Linked DNA regions of Homo sapiens: region 1 is linked to region 2. A link is a contact called in ENCODE Hi-C or POLR2A ChIA-PET data. All regions are on one chromosome and are shown on one strand. Each heading gives the region's core, a stretch centred on a gene start or an enhancer-like site at or near the end of the contact. The rest is flanking DNA. Distances are from core to core; before and after follow the strand shown. Region 1 holds the start of AFG1L (AFG1 like ATPase). Region 2 holds the start of MTRES1 (mitochondrial transcription rescue factor 1).

Region 1 (6,981 bases), core at 3,669-6,168, 1.3 Mb before region 2:
GCTAGCTTAAAGAAAATGGAATTTCAGATATGCTAATTTTTAGGTTTTAGAAAACCTATAAACATTTCCCTCCCTGGCTTCTCTCCTAGTCTCCTAAGACCACTCTATGAGGCCCCCTTCTTCTGCTCACAAAATGTCAAGTTTCCTCAAGCACTAGCCCTCAGCTTTTGCTTTTTCTTTTCTTTTCTCTTCTATTTTTAGAGACAGGGTCTCATTATGCTGCCCAGGCTTGTCTCAAACTCCTGGCCGCAAGCAATCCTCCTGCTTTGGCCTCATGAGTAGCTGGGATTTCAGGCACAAGCCACAGGCTCTTTTCACCCTACACATATATTCCCAGGCTCATTCTTCTATTCTCATGGCTCCCAATACCTCATATTTTCTTTCTTAGTCTCAGATCCCCAAGTGTCCTACAACTAACTAGACTTATTTACCTGGAACTATAATAAATGCCTCAAATTTAACAAGCCCCATATTGAATATCCCTCTAAAATCCTTTGGCCCTATCATTTAGTTTCATTTTTGTTTTGTTTCTTTTGATTACATTGCCCAAACTCAGAAACCTCAATTGCTTTTTTATTGTTTTACTTTTTACTTATTATGTCATTATTTCACCTGCAATAGGAAACCTAAATTTACCTTCACTCCTCCCTTTCCTTGTCTCTTCCAAGTATGTCCAAGTATGTTAATTTATTTTTTTTTTTTTTCTTTTTTGAGATGGAGTCTTGCTCTGTCCCCCAGGCTGGAGCGCAGTGGTGTGATCTTGGCTCACTGCAACCTCCGCCGCCTGGGTTCAAGCGATTCTCCTGCCTCAGCCTCCCAAGTAGCTGGGATTACAGGCATGCACCACCACGCCCAGCTAATTTTTGTATTTTTAGTAGAGACGAGGTTTCACCATGTTGGCCAGGCTGGTCTCAAACTCCTGACCTCAGGTGATCCGCCAGCCTCAGCCTCCCAAAGTGCTGGGATTACAGGCATGAGCCACTGTGCCTGGCCAAGTATGTTAATTCTATCAAAGAAGTGTCTCTGAATTCCCTCCCTCAGCTGCCCTGCTCTCCTTCACCACAGCAGTAATTCAGCCCCTAAACCACTCCCTAACACTCTATCTACTTCAGCTTCCTCCTAAATAATCACCCAGCTTCCAGTATTCTCCCATCCAGGCATTTCTGGTTTGTTTTTCAGGTGGCCACAAGAGAAATCATGCTAAAATAGATCTGATCACTTCTATTCCTGAGAAACTTCCACTAGTGTCCCACTGAGCTTAGACATCTTAACATACTGTAAGAGACTCTTCTCAACCACATCAGCCCACCTTTACAGCTTCATCTCTAACTGCTCTCTCAGAGACCATAAACCAATAAGGGCCATGTACAGCTCACATCCACACTTTTGCTAAAAATAAAAAATCTGGCCAGCCACAGTGGCTCACACCTGTAATACCAACACTTTGGGAGGCCAAGATGGGTGGATCACCTGAGGTCAGGAGTTCAAGACCAGCCTGACCAACATGTTGAAACCCCCTCTCTACTAAAAATACGAAAATTAGTTGGGTGTGGTGGCGGGCGCCTGTAATTCCAGCTACTCAGGAGGCTGAGGCAGGAAAATCGCTTGAACCCAGGAGGCAGAGGTTGCAATGAGCAGAGATCACACCATTGCACTACAGCCTGGGTGACAGAGCGAGACTCTGTCTCAAAAAAAAAAAAAAAAAAAAAAATTCTTCCCCTCTCCAAGCAGAGCTGCTTCCTCCTCTGCAGTCTTATAACACTTCAAACAGGCTTAGATCATGGTACAATATGTTATTAATGTTCACTGTTACATTAAAAAGCTAGTACAAATAGCAGTTAAGTTTGTGACTCTGAAGCAAAAACACCTGGGTTTAAAATCCAAGTTGGGTGACCATCCTTGTTTATTCATCTATAAAATAAAGACAATAATTTTTATAGAGTTTTATGAAGATTAAATTATGAAACAGAAACTGCAAGCAAAGTGCCTAGAACACAGAAGGGGCTCATCAAATGCTGGCTACCATAATTCCATATGCCTCTCAAGACTATGGGCTATTCAAGGGCTAGAACTCAGGTTCATTCACTTTTCCTTTTTTTTTTTTTTTTTTTTTGAGACAGGTTCTCACTCTGTCACCCAGCCTGCAGTGCAGTGACGCCATCTCTCTCAGCTCACTGCAGCCTCGACTTCCTGGGCTCAAGTGATCCTCCCACCTCAGCCTCCCAAGTAGCTGGGACTACAGGCGTGCACCACCACACCCGGCTAAGTTTTGTATTTTTTATAGAGAGGGGGTTTTGCCATGTTGCCCAGGCTGGTCTCAAACTCCTGAGCTCAAGTGATCCTACTCCCTCAGGCTTCCAAAGTGCCAGGATTACAGGTGTGAGCCACCACACCCAGCCACATTACACTGTACTAAATAGTAGACTTCAAAAGATGAAAAATGAAGGTAAAATAGAAATGTACCCCCCCAAAAAAACAGGAAAGGGATAGAAAATCGATTTGTAAATCAGACTCTGAATACTGAACAAAATTTCAACTAAAATTTTCCTTTTATTTAAAGATGGGGGCAGGGCACCATGGCTCACGCCTGTAATCCCAGCATTTTGGGGGGCCGAGGCTCCGGATCACCTGAGGTCAGGAGTTTGAGACCAGCCTGCCCAACATGGTGAAACCCCATCTCTACTAAAAATACAAAAACTAGCCAGGCGTGGTGGTGGGTGCCTGTGATCTCAGCTACTAGGGAGGCTGAGGCAGGGAGAATTGCTTGAATCCAGGAGGTGGAGGTTGCAGTGAGCCGAGATTGTACCATTGCACTCCAGTCTGGGAGACAGAGCAAGGCTCTATCTCAAAAAAATAAATAAATAAACAAAATAAAAATAAAGAGGGGAAGGGAGCGTCCTTAGATACAATTAAATGGACCTCTAACCTAACTGCATTTTCATCAAATCTTCACACCCAGAATTGGCTAAATTTTGTGTATTGGAGAAAGTGTGAGTATAGATTAATAGCACAGCCTTCACTTGAATCCAGTTCTGACACTTACTAGCCATATAACTTCAGCAACCTTGGATTCATGATCTCCAAAATGAGGATAATGAGGAATAATAAGATAATGTATGTAGAAAGTACTTAGTATATTGTATGACACAGAATAAGCATTCAGTGAATTTTATATGTTATAATGATGCTCCTTAAATCTTTAATGTTCATAAATCATGGTATATACATAGAATGGAATACTATTTTTAAAACTTAAAACACGAGGCAGTTCTATTCATATGAAATTGATATGGTATTGATATGGAATGATCTCCAAGCTACTAAATTTAAAAAGAAATTAACAATTAACAGAATTAACTGCTGTATACACAAAACAATGTGTACAGCATGTTACTACTTCTATTTTTTTAATACCATTATCTATATATGTATATGCTTATACATACACAGAATATATCTGGAAGAATACATAAGAAACTAGTATCACAGATTGCCTCTGAGGAGAAAAACTAAGCAGCTAAGGGATAGGGATAGAAAAAAGCCTTACATTTTGCCATATTCTTTCTTGCACCTGTTGAAATTTATAGCATTTGCTTTTATTGACTACCAAAAATGAAAAATAAAATTTATATTATAATCCACAGCTTACACTACCAGAATATTCCATTATATCTTTATTTATTTATTTACTTTTAACGACTACTCCAGCAGATCAGGGCTACCCCCAGGCAGTGTGTGGAGCCTATTCCATTATACTAAATGCATTATGCTAATCTTTGCAGAAAGACGTAAGGTGACCTAATCAAAGTTCTAGTATTAATTTCAACTGCATTGATGATAAGGGTCAAAGATTGTCATATTTTTAGCTAAATTAATAAATAATCTATTAAGGTATATACCTTATTAAGGTCTATCAATCTATTAAGGTATATTACAGGGGTTGCTTGGATTTGAGAAAAAGGAAAACGAGTATGTGGATGAGGGAGACAAGGAGAATAATTTCATTCATTCATTCACTCAAAAATCATATTTGCACGTCAAGTACCAATCATTGCGCTAAGTGCTTAGGAAACAATGACACAATGTCCTTGCCTTTGAAAATCGTGCAGTTTAGTGCGAATACATGAATAGAGCAGTAAAACTGGCACTCTTGGTTACTCAGAATATACATTCATTCATTCATTCATGAACATATAACTGAATGAAGGAAGCCAGGGAGAAAGAAAGCCCGGTGACAAAATAATTCCACTGAAGCCCCTAGTGACTTGAAAAGAACACCAAGAATCGATCCCTCAATCTGAGAATGTGTGTGGACCTTCCTTCCTAGAATCACGAGAGACATCAGGGCCTGCAGAGGTCCCAGGCGCGGCTCTTCCTCCAGTGCCCGTCAGTCACCAGCCCCGAGAGCTTGGAAAACGCAGAGGGTAGGGGTCCCCAGGCCCCAACCCCACACCTGCATCTCTTCAAGCCAGGCACTCCCACTAGGTTCAGCTCTCTAAACGTCCCGGAAGGAACAAACTCTGAGTCAACCTCTGACCCTCAAAATGAAAGTCACTCAGGGTCATTTCCCTCAGTGCTCAGGGCTCATTCACAGACAGTATAAAAGGTCAAGAGAAATGGAAACTCCTCTCGAGGAGCCCTCAGCTTCGTGAAAGCAGGAGACACCTGGGGTAGATCGGACAGGGAGGGTAATCCCAGAGGCTTCTCCAGTCATATGCAGTCGGCTCGGACTACTCATGGCACAGTCACTGACCTTTCCAAAAGGGCTTCCCAGGGGCGGTGGCCAGAGGAGCGAGAGCGGCGGCCCAGGCCCCGCACCCAACACATCTCCCTCTCAGCGGGCTCTGTGCTAAGGGGCGCAGGGTAACCAAGAGCGACCAGGAGGCCGCCATCTTGAACTCCGTACGAGGAGAGGAAGAGGAAAACTTTATTGGAACCCAGAAGAGAGACGGTGGCAAAGTCAAACCCCGCCGTGCACGCTGAAGGCTCCACCCGAGAGAACCAAGGGATCAGTTAGGGAACGTGACCTCCAGTAGCCACATGGGCGGGCTGCACTCCCGTGCCCTCCCGTCCTTCCGGACGCTGCCAGCCGGGACTACGACTCCCAGCATGCAGTGGGGTGGGGCGGGGTGGAACGGAACAGGCAGCTCCAGTCTGGGCAGTGGGAGGGAGGGCGATTCTCCGCCCGGCGCTGGCGGCCGGCCGAGGAACCCGAAGTTTTCAAGGAATTGGGAAGTGATTATGACGGGTAGGCAGGTAACCACTCTTGAGCCTTTTAAGTTAGCTCACATGACCGAGATTCCGAAACCTGAATAAAATGGAGGTGACCCAATGGGCCCTCGGGTTTTAACGGAAGAGTGGTGTCACTTCGTCACACCTCCCTAAATGGTAGGCCCATTTTTTATTTTATCTCCAGCGTCCAACTCATCTTTGACGAGTACCTGAAATGTGCGCCTACCGCTTTCCCTTTTCGTATTTGAATAATATAAATGGTACGCACTCAAATGTTTTGAAAGATTGTATAAGTGGCATGGGAAAGCCAAGGGCCTAAGAAGGACTGTCGGTGGACGGAGAAGTCATGGGACAGTGTATCCGAAGGGTAACTTCTCATTGATCTGCCCTAATTTGATTAAACAATAAATGCTTTGACATACTATAATAAGCGAATTAGGAGTACAAATTGCTGTCCAGAAGAGGCTGGCAATCCAGTAAGCGAGATGAATTCCAGAAAAGATAATACAGGCCGGGCTAGGTGGCTCATGCCTGGGAGGCCCAGGCAGGAGAATCGCTTGAGCCCGGGAGTTTGAGACCAGTCTGGGCAACATAGCGAGATCCTGTCTCTGCAAAAAATACAAAACTGGGCATGGTGGCCTGTGCCCTGTAGTCCTAGTTACTAGGGAGGCCGAGGTGGGGGTTGCGTCCAGGAGGTGGAGGCTGTAGTGAGCTGGGATTGTGCCACTGCACTCCTGCCTGGGAGACAGAGTGAGTCCCTGTCTCAAAAAAACAAAAAAAAAACAAAAAAAAAAAAAAAAAGAGAAGGCCCGGCGCGGTGGCTCACGCCTGTAATCCTAGCACTTTAGGAGGCTGAGGCAGGCGTATCACCTGAGGTCAGGAGTTCAAGACCAGCCTAGCCAACATGGTGAAACCCTGTCTCTACTAAAATACAAAAATTAGCCGGCATGATGGCAGGTGCCTATAATCCCAGCTACTTGGGAGGCGGAGGCAGGGAGAATCGCTTGAATCCGGGAGAGGGTGGCTGCAGTGAGTCGAGATCGTGCCACTGCACTCCAGCCTGGGCAGCTGAGCGAGACTCTGTCTCAAAAAAAGAAAAGAGAAGAGGAGGGGAGGGGAAGGGGGAGTGAAGGGGAGGGGAAGGGGGAGTGAAGGGGAGGGGAAGGGGGAAGGGGGAGGGAACAAAATACAAAGACTTTTAGAATAAATTTTTTTAAAAATAAAGATAATTCAGTGTTGTGGAATCAATGAGAGAGCAGTTTGGCTGGTAAATCAAAAAGGCCTTCTAAAAACTCAACTTTTGTTTTTTTGTTTTTTGTTTTTTTTTTTTTAAGAGAAGTGGCCTCACTATGTTGCCCAGGCCCAAGTGCTGTGGCTATTCACAGACTCCATCATTGTGCATAGTAGCCTTGAACACCTGAACTTACATGATCCTCCTGCTTCAGCCTCCCCAGTAGCTGGGACTACAGGTGCCAACCACCATCCCAAGCTTTAAAGCTTTTTTTTTTTTAATTTTTAAAAACATGGACTACTTCACGAATTTGTGTGTCATCCTTGCGCAGAGATCATGCTAAAAGATAATTCAGTGTTGTGGAATCAATGAGAGAGCAGTTTGGCTGGTAAATCAAAAAGGCCTTCTAAAAACTCAACTTTTGTTTTTTTGTTTTTTGTTTTTTTTTTTTTTAAGAGAAGTGGCCTCACTATGTTGCCCAGGCCCAAGTGCTGTGGCTATTCACAGACTCCATCATT
Region 2 (7,786 bases), core at 3,899-6,398:
CCTCTTCCTCCAGACTCCACACGAGTCACATCCTCCTCTACCAAGCCATGCCCCACATGCCCTTTTCCATACTCTGGTTGCACCAACACTACACATTTTTTTGTTACTTTTGAATTAAGTCACAAATTATCTCCCAAACTCTAAGTGTAGTGATAGGGACTACACAGTGCCCTGTTCTTCACTCCTCTGCTCAGGACATACCAAAACCAGTGAATGGTTGCAGATTCAATTTCTAGAAATGAAATGAGCATCCTGCCCATTACTATAGCCACCCCTACAATCACTCGTTCGCCCACATATGCCAAGTTCCTGGGTAGGCCTTGGTATAAAACACACAGTCCTTGTCACCAGGGAACTGCCATTTAAGTGGAATGTGGACAAGTAAACTGACTGCCAGGGCACAGATGTGAAAGCAGGTCCGGGGAGGCTGAACCCTGCACCAGCTGGAGCGCAGAGCAAGGATGCCTACAAAGTTCTGAGAGCAAAGGTGGCCTGAAACCGAGCTATGGGGAAATATCAAGTTACAACAGTGATTTTTTTGCTTGATAATGGACCAGTCCATTGGCATGCTGTTATTTTTCTCTCATTCAAGGATGAATGAGGATGAGCATTCAAGGATGCTCAGGCATTTTTTTATTTTTTTGAGATGGAGTCTTGCACTGTCACCCGGGCTGGTGTGCAGTGCTCAGCTCACTGCAACCTCCGCCTCCTGGGTTCAAGCAATTCTCCCGCCTCAGCCTCCCCAGTAACTGGGACTACAGGCACACGGCACCACGCCTGGCTAATTTTTGCATCTTTAGCAGAGATGGGGTTTCACTATGTTGGCCAGGCTGGTCTCGAACTCCTAACCTTGTAATCCGCCTGCCTCGGCCTCCCAAAGTGCTGGAATTACAGGCGTGATCCACTGCACCCAGCTCAGGCATTCTTGCTCTGAGCTCCAGCTGATGCAGGGTTCAACCTCCCCTGGACCTGCTTTTACATGTGTGCCCTGGCAGTCAGTTTACTTGCCCACATTCCACTTAAATGGCAGTTCCCTGATGACAAGAATTGCGTGTTTTACCAAGGCCTAGCCAGGCACTTGGCATATGTGAGGAAATGAATCAACGTGGGGGTGGCTATAGTAAAGGAGAGGATGCTGTTACTTTTGTCTCATTCAAAAGCAAGCAATTACACAAACCTCTTGCCTCCACTCCTCCCCAGCTACCACCTCTTTTCTTGCTCCTCTTTACCATAAAACTTCTCAAAACAGTTGTCTAACTCTCCTCAATTCCACTCCTTTCATTTTCTAAATCCAAAAGGTCATGTTAGTCCTCATCTTAATTGACTCCTCAGCAGCACTTGAAAAAACCGATCACGCCTCTCTTCTTCACTTGGTCGCCAAGACACCTTACTCTTGGTTTTCTTCCTGTCTCTCCTGTGGCTGCTGCTTCTCAAGACTCCTCTGCTGGCCGGACACGGTGGCTCATGCCTGTAATCCCAGCACTTTGGGAGGCCGAGGTGGGTGGATCACCTGAGGTCGGGAGTTCGAGACCAGCCTGACCAACATGGAGAAACCCTGTCTCTACTACTAATACAAAAATTAGCTGAATGTGGTGGCACGTGCCTGTAATCCCAGCTACTCAGTAGGATGAGGCACGAGAACCGCTTGAACCCGGGAGGCAGAGGTTGCAGTGAGCTGAGATTGCGCCATTGCACTCCAGCCTGGACAACAAGAGTGAGACGTCTCAAAAAAAAAAAATAGCTGGGCACGATGGCAGGCATCTGTAATCCTAGCTACTCAGGAGGTTGAGGCAGGAGAATCACTTGAACCTGGGAGGCGGAGGCTGCAGTGAGCCGAAGCCATTGCACTCCAGCCTGGGCAACAGGAGCGAAACTCTATCTCAAAAAAAAAAAAAAGAAAAGACTCCTTTGCTGCCTCCTTCTCTTCTCCTTTTTTCTTTTTTTTTCTTTTTTTTTTTTTTGAGACAGGGTCTTCCTCTGTTGCCCAGGCTGGAATGCAGTGGGTGGCGCGATCTTGGCTCACTGCAACCTCTGCCTCCCCAGTTCAAGCCATAGTCTCCCACCTCAGCCTCCAGAGTAGCTGGGATTACAGGCGCCCACCACCACACCCGGCCACTTTTTATATTTTTAGTAGACACAGGGTTTCACCACCTTGGCCAGGCTGGTCTGGAAATCCTGACCTCAAGTGACCCGCCCACCTCAGCCTCCCAAAGTGCTAGGATTACAGGCCTGAGCCACTGTGCCCGGCCCTCCCTGATATCTTAAAGTTGGAGCGGCCCAGGGCTCTATCTTTGGTCCTCTTCTCTTCTACATTCACTTTATCCAGCTCAGCTCTTAAATGTACCCAATTAGTTCTTACAAATGCATTATCAAGACATCAATCATTTCTGTGGCTTTAAATACCACCTATATGCCAACCACACCCTAATCTATATCCCCATTCCAGAACTTTCTCCCAAATTCCAGACTCGTACATCTGTGCAGAAACGAGTTAACATAACAGGCCTGAGACTGCTATCCTTAGAATGCCTGCTTGCAAAGTTGGCCCTTGGCTAGTGTCTCAGAACTTGAACTTCACGAGGGTTCCCACAATTCCCACCTGGATAAGAGTGGCTCACTGTGCTGGAAACTGTACAATGTGATTCTAAACACCTGCTTTTTTTCTGGGCGGCGGAAATTTTGGCACATTCTAGGCAGACAGTGCCTATGTGACTTTTTATTGGAAAAATGAGCTCTACAAGCTTTCCTGATAGATCTCTCACGTCTTGTCATAATTTGATGCTGCAAGAATTAAGCATACCCCATGTGACTCCACTAGGAGAGGACTCTTAGAAGACTGCACCGGGTTTCCTCCAGACTGTGTCCCATGCATCTTTTCCCTTTGCTTATTTTGCTTTGTATCCTTTTGCTATAATAAATCACAGCTGTGAGTATGACTACGTGCTGAGTCTTTTGAGTCCTCTTAGTGAATCAATGAACCTGGGGACCTGCAACACAATAGCTGCCTATTTGACACCTCCACGTGGGCACATAATAAAGTCATTCATACGATGTCACTCCTTTCCTCAAATCCCTACCAAAGCACTCAGAGAACAGCAAAGTCTCTACGATGGTCTAAAGGCTCTATAGGATCTGGTGCTCCCTCAACCCCCATTTCCTCTCCAACCTCATCTGCCAATTTGACTCTTGCAAATTCAGCTTCAGCAACACTGGCATCCTCCCCTTAATTAAGCACTTACCATGTGCCAAGCACTAATCTGGGCACTAGGAATTCAGCAGAGGAAAAAAATACGAAGATTCCTATTCTTGTAGAGTTTATAGTCTAGTAGGGGAAACAGGTAGACAAAAAAAAAAACACCCTGTAAATTATATGATAGCTGGTGGTTAATGCACTGGGGGAAGAAAGTGGAGCAGGGTAAGGGGGATTGAGAGGGCAAGATGAGGTCAGGCAGGTGGCTCACGCCTATAATCCCAGCACTTTGGGAGGCCAAGGCAGGAGACTCGCTTGTGTCCAAGAGTTTGAGATCAGCCTGGGCAACACAGTGAGATCTAAAATAAAAATAGTATGGGCGCGGTGGCTCATGCCTGTAATTCCAGTACTTGGGGAGGCTGAGGCGGGCGGATCACTTGAGGCCAGGAGTTCAAGACCAGCCTGGTCAACATGGTGAAACCTCGTCTCTACTAAAAATACAAAAATTAGCCAAGCGTGGTGGTGCACACCTGTAGTCACAGCTATTTGGGAGGCTGAGGCTGAAGAATCGCTTGAACCTGGGAGGGGGAGGCTGCAGTGAGCCGAGTTCACACCAGTGCATTCTAGCCTCGGCGACAGAGCGAGTGTCAAAAAAAAAAACAACAAAACAGGCCGGGCGCGGTGGCTCACGCCTGTAATCCCAGCACTGTCGGAGGCTTAGGCGTGCGGATCAGGAAGTCAGGAAATCGAGACCATCCTGGCTAACACGGTGAAACCCCGTCTCTACTAAAAATACAAAAAATTAGCCGGGCGTGGTGGCAGGCGCCTGTAGTCCCAGCTACTCGGGAGGCTGAGGCGGGAGAATGGCGTGAACCCGGGAGGCGGAGCTTGCAGTGAGCAGAGATCGCGCCACTGCACTCCAGCCTGGGCGACAGAGCGAGACTGCGTCTCAAAAAAAAAAAAAATAGCCGGGTGTGGCGGTGTGCGCCTGTAGTCCCAGCTGCTGGGGAGGCTGAGGCAGGAGAATGGCGTGAACCTGGGAGGCGGAGCTTGCAGTGAGCCGAGATCCCGCCATTGCACTCCAGCCTGGGCGACAGAGCAAGACTCCGTCTCAAAAAAACAAAACAAAACAAAACAAAACAACACCCTGTGGAATAAAAATTGATCAGGAGGACGGGTGCATTCGAATGAATCAGGAAAAGAACACGCAATGATGGACCCTGGGAAGTGACCTGATGGAAGTTCATTTTAAAAGATCTCTTTGGCGTTGGTGTGGGATGAGTGGAGAGATGATCACGGCAGAATCCCATAGGAGGTTTTGGGTGACATCTTCAGGAGAGGTATACAATCTGAACTAACCGAAGACTGTAAGAAAAGCAGTGTCTGTAAAAAAAGCAGCGCTGACTTTGACCTGCTTGACGCCAGGAAACGCTCCACATTCCTGAGCCCGTTCACCGCTCCGTAAGATGGAGAAACTGGTCTAAACGCTTTGAAGTCTAATGCAGCTAAAGATCCTTCCCTTTACTTGGAGACCTCGGAGGCTGTGGGCTGAGACAGGGTCGGATTCCTCTCGCTCCCTCCCCACCCCCGCGGGCAGTGCACCTTCCTGGGTCCCCAAGGTCAAAGGAAATGGACAACTGCGTCCCCGGGTTCGCAGTCTGCATTCGGAGCCAGCAGGAGCGACAGGAGGCAGGAACGGAAGGCTTCGCCGCGCTCAATTACCACAGTCCCTGCGCAGCCCTGAGCTCGCGGGGCGTCCCGAGGCTGGCAGGACACGGGACACTCACGGGGAGACCCGGCGGGAGCGTGGGCGGGGCGGAGAGGCGAAGTGACAGGGGGCGCGGGCAGGGGGCCCGGCGCGGCGCGCCAGCAGAGGCGCACTCACCTGTACGTCAGGCCCTCTCGTCCCTCCCCGCGGCCGCGCGGACTGCAGGCCTCCAGGCTACCCCTATCTGCGCCCCGCCCCTTCCGCCGGCGCCGGCGCAGTGAGAGCGGGTCGGGCGGGGCGCGAGGCCAGGGCGGCAGCGAAGCAGCGACCCCTGCTGGAGGCCGCGTCTTGGAGGACTGCGCGGGAAGTAGGCTCGGGGCACACCATTCTCCCGGGTTCACGCCATTCTCCTGCCTCAGCCTCCTGAGTAGCTGGGACTACAGGCGCCCACCACCACGCCCGGCTAATTTTTTTGTGTTTTTAGCAGAGACAGGGTTTCACCGTTTTAGCCAGGATGGTCTCGATCTCCCGCCCTCGTGATCCGCTCTCCTCGGCCTCCCAAAGTGCTGGGATTACAGGCGTGAGCCACCGCGCCCGGCCATCTTAATTCTTTTTTCTTTTTTTTTTTTTTTTGAAACCGAGTCTCACTCTTGCCCAGGCTGGAGTGCAGCGGCGTAATCTCAGCTCACTGCGACCTCCGCCTCCCGGGTTCAAGCGATTGTCGTTCCTCAGTCTCCTAAGTAGCTGGGACTACAGGCGTGAGCCACCATGACCGGCTAATCATCTTAATTATTAATGAAGTGATCCTTTCTCTGGGACCACTAACCCCTTTGAACATTTTTTTTTTTGACAGGGTCTCACTCTGTTGCCCGGAGTGCAATGGTGCGATCTCGGCTCACTGCAACCTCTGCTACCCAGGCTCAAGCTGTTCTCCCCACCTCAGCCTCCCCAGTACCTGGGACTCCAGGTGTGTGCCACCACGGCCTGCTAATTTTTGTTTTGTTTTGTTTTGTTTGTAGAGATGGGGTTTCGCCATATTGCCCAGGCTGGGACTCAAGAGAAGCGATCTTCCAGCCTCAGCCTCTTAAAGTGCTGGGATTACAGGTGTAAGCCACCGAGCCCGCCCTCTTTGAACATCTCCAAGAGATATAGGCGTTGTTTCCAGAAAAATGTGCAAATACGTCAGACTCGCAGTTTAAGGAAACATCTTTTCAAGACCAACGCAATTTACACGTGAGCCAATTCCCCTTTCCCTCCCAACCAACTATCCATCCATTCGTCCATCCATCCATCCATCCATCCATCCATCCCTCTCTCATTAGGTCTGTCTGTGGAGAACTCTGACTCATACACCAAACAAGATGTCACCCTGCAACATTCTAACAAAACTTCTAGTCAAAGTCACAGATGACCTCTGCAATGTAAATCCAAAGGTCTGGTCTCATTCCTCAACTTACTTGAGTTATAGGATACCCCATTGGTTTCACCTACCTCACTTGCCACTTAATCTTCTTCCCTGTTTTTTCTTTTGTTTTGTTTTGTTTTTTTGTTTTTGAGAATGAGGCCTGCTCTGGCCCCCAGGCTGGTGTGCAATGGCATGATCTCTGCTCACTGCAACCTTCACTCTCGGGTTCAAGCGATTCTCCTGCCTCAGCCTCCTTAGTAGTTGGGACTACAGGTACGCACCACCATGCCCGGCTAATTTTTGTAGTTTTAATAGAGACAGGGTTTCACCAATATTGGCCAGGCTTGTCTCAAACTCCTGACCTCAAGTGATCCACCTGCCTTGGCATCTCAAAGTGCTGGGATTACAGGCATGAGCCACCACTCCCAGCCAGCTGTTTTTTCATTACATCCTTAGAATGCCAAAGAGTAAGTGCCCCATACTTAGACCTCTAATCTTTTTCCTTTTTATCTATCCTAGTTCCCCAGTCGATCTCCAACAATTTCGTGGCTTTAAATATTATCTATATATGGACGATCCTCAAATTTGTATTGCGAGCCGAGATCATTCTCTTGCATTCAAGACTACAACTGCCTACTTAACATCTTCACTTGGAAATCTAACGGAAATCTCAAACTTGATAGGACCAAAACCCAGATCCGGGTCTCAATGCGTTCCTCCCACAGCATTCCTTATTTCAGTTAATGAGTCTTCCACCCTTCCTGTTACTTAGGTCAGATATCTTAGAGATACACTCAATTTCTCCCTTTCTGTCTCACCTGGGATTAGAGGCGTGCACCACCACACCTAGCTAATTTTTGTATTTTTAGTAGAGATGGGGTTTTACCATGTTGGTCAGGCTGGTCTCAAACTCCTGACCTCAGGTCATCCACCGCCTCAGCCTCCCAAAGTTCTGGGATTATAGGTGTGAGCCACCACGCCTGGCGGCTTACCTTTCTTCAGGCTATCCTCAGGACAATAACCAGAGTGATCCTATTAAATCACAAATCAAATCCTGTCATTACTTAAAATCCTCCTGGGCTGGGCGCGGTGGCTTATACCTGTAACTCCAACACCTTGGGAGGCCGAGGCGGGCAGATCATGAGGTCATGAGTTTGAGACCCGCCTGACCAACATAGTGAAACCCTTTCTCTACTAAAAATACAAAAATTAGCCGGGCGTGGTGGTGTGCGCCTGTAATCCCAGCTACTCAGGAGGCTGAGGCAGGAGAATAACTTGAACCTGGGAGGCGGAGGTTGCATTGAGCCGAGATCGCGCCACTGCACTCCAGCCTGGGTGACAGAGCGAGACTCCATCTCAAACAAACAAACAAACAAACAAACAAAAAACCAAAAACCCAAAACCATCCCAGGCTACCCACCTTATGTTACAGTTAAAGCCAAAATCCTTTCAATGGCTGGTGAGGCCTTCTGCATCTGAACTC

What was found. A loop is a pair of places that touch in the nucleus more often than their neighbours do. ChIA-PET counts read pairs that join two places held with the same protein, here RNA polymerase II (POLR2A). Pooled maps may share reads with other maps.
Region 1: a loop to region 2 is called in a map of CD8-positive, alpha-beta T cell, with 6 times the contacts of the local background. The contact joins the promoter of AFG1L here to the promoter of MTRES1 in region 2. A Hi-C loop is called at or near these places in 4 of 168 maps with a recorded cell type or tissue (CD4-positive, alpha-beta T cell, CD8-positive, alpha-beta T cell and naive thymus-derived CD4-positive, alpha-beta T cell) and 8 of 50 pooled maps. POLR2A ChIA-PET finds 5 or more read pairs at or near these places in 1 of 52 experiments (Panc1).

What each region holds. Positions count from the first base shown.
Region 1 is chr6:108,292,991-108,299,971 of GRCh38, reverse strand. AFG1L (AFG1 like ATPase) reads right to left here and starts at 4,918. Exons shown (of 13, transcript NM_145315.5): 1 at 4,754-4,918. The coding sequence starts at 4,892. RefSeq lists an enhancer at 4,577-5,066.
Region 2 is chr6:107,025,561-107,033,346 of GRCh38, reverse strand. MTRES1 (mitochondrial transcription rescue factor 1) reads right to left here and starts at 5,148. Exons shown (of 4, transcript NM_016487.5): 1 at 5,076-5,148. RefSeq lists enhancers at 4,430-4,529, 4,640-4,749 and a silencer at 4,860-5,329.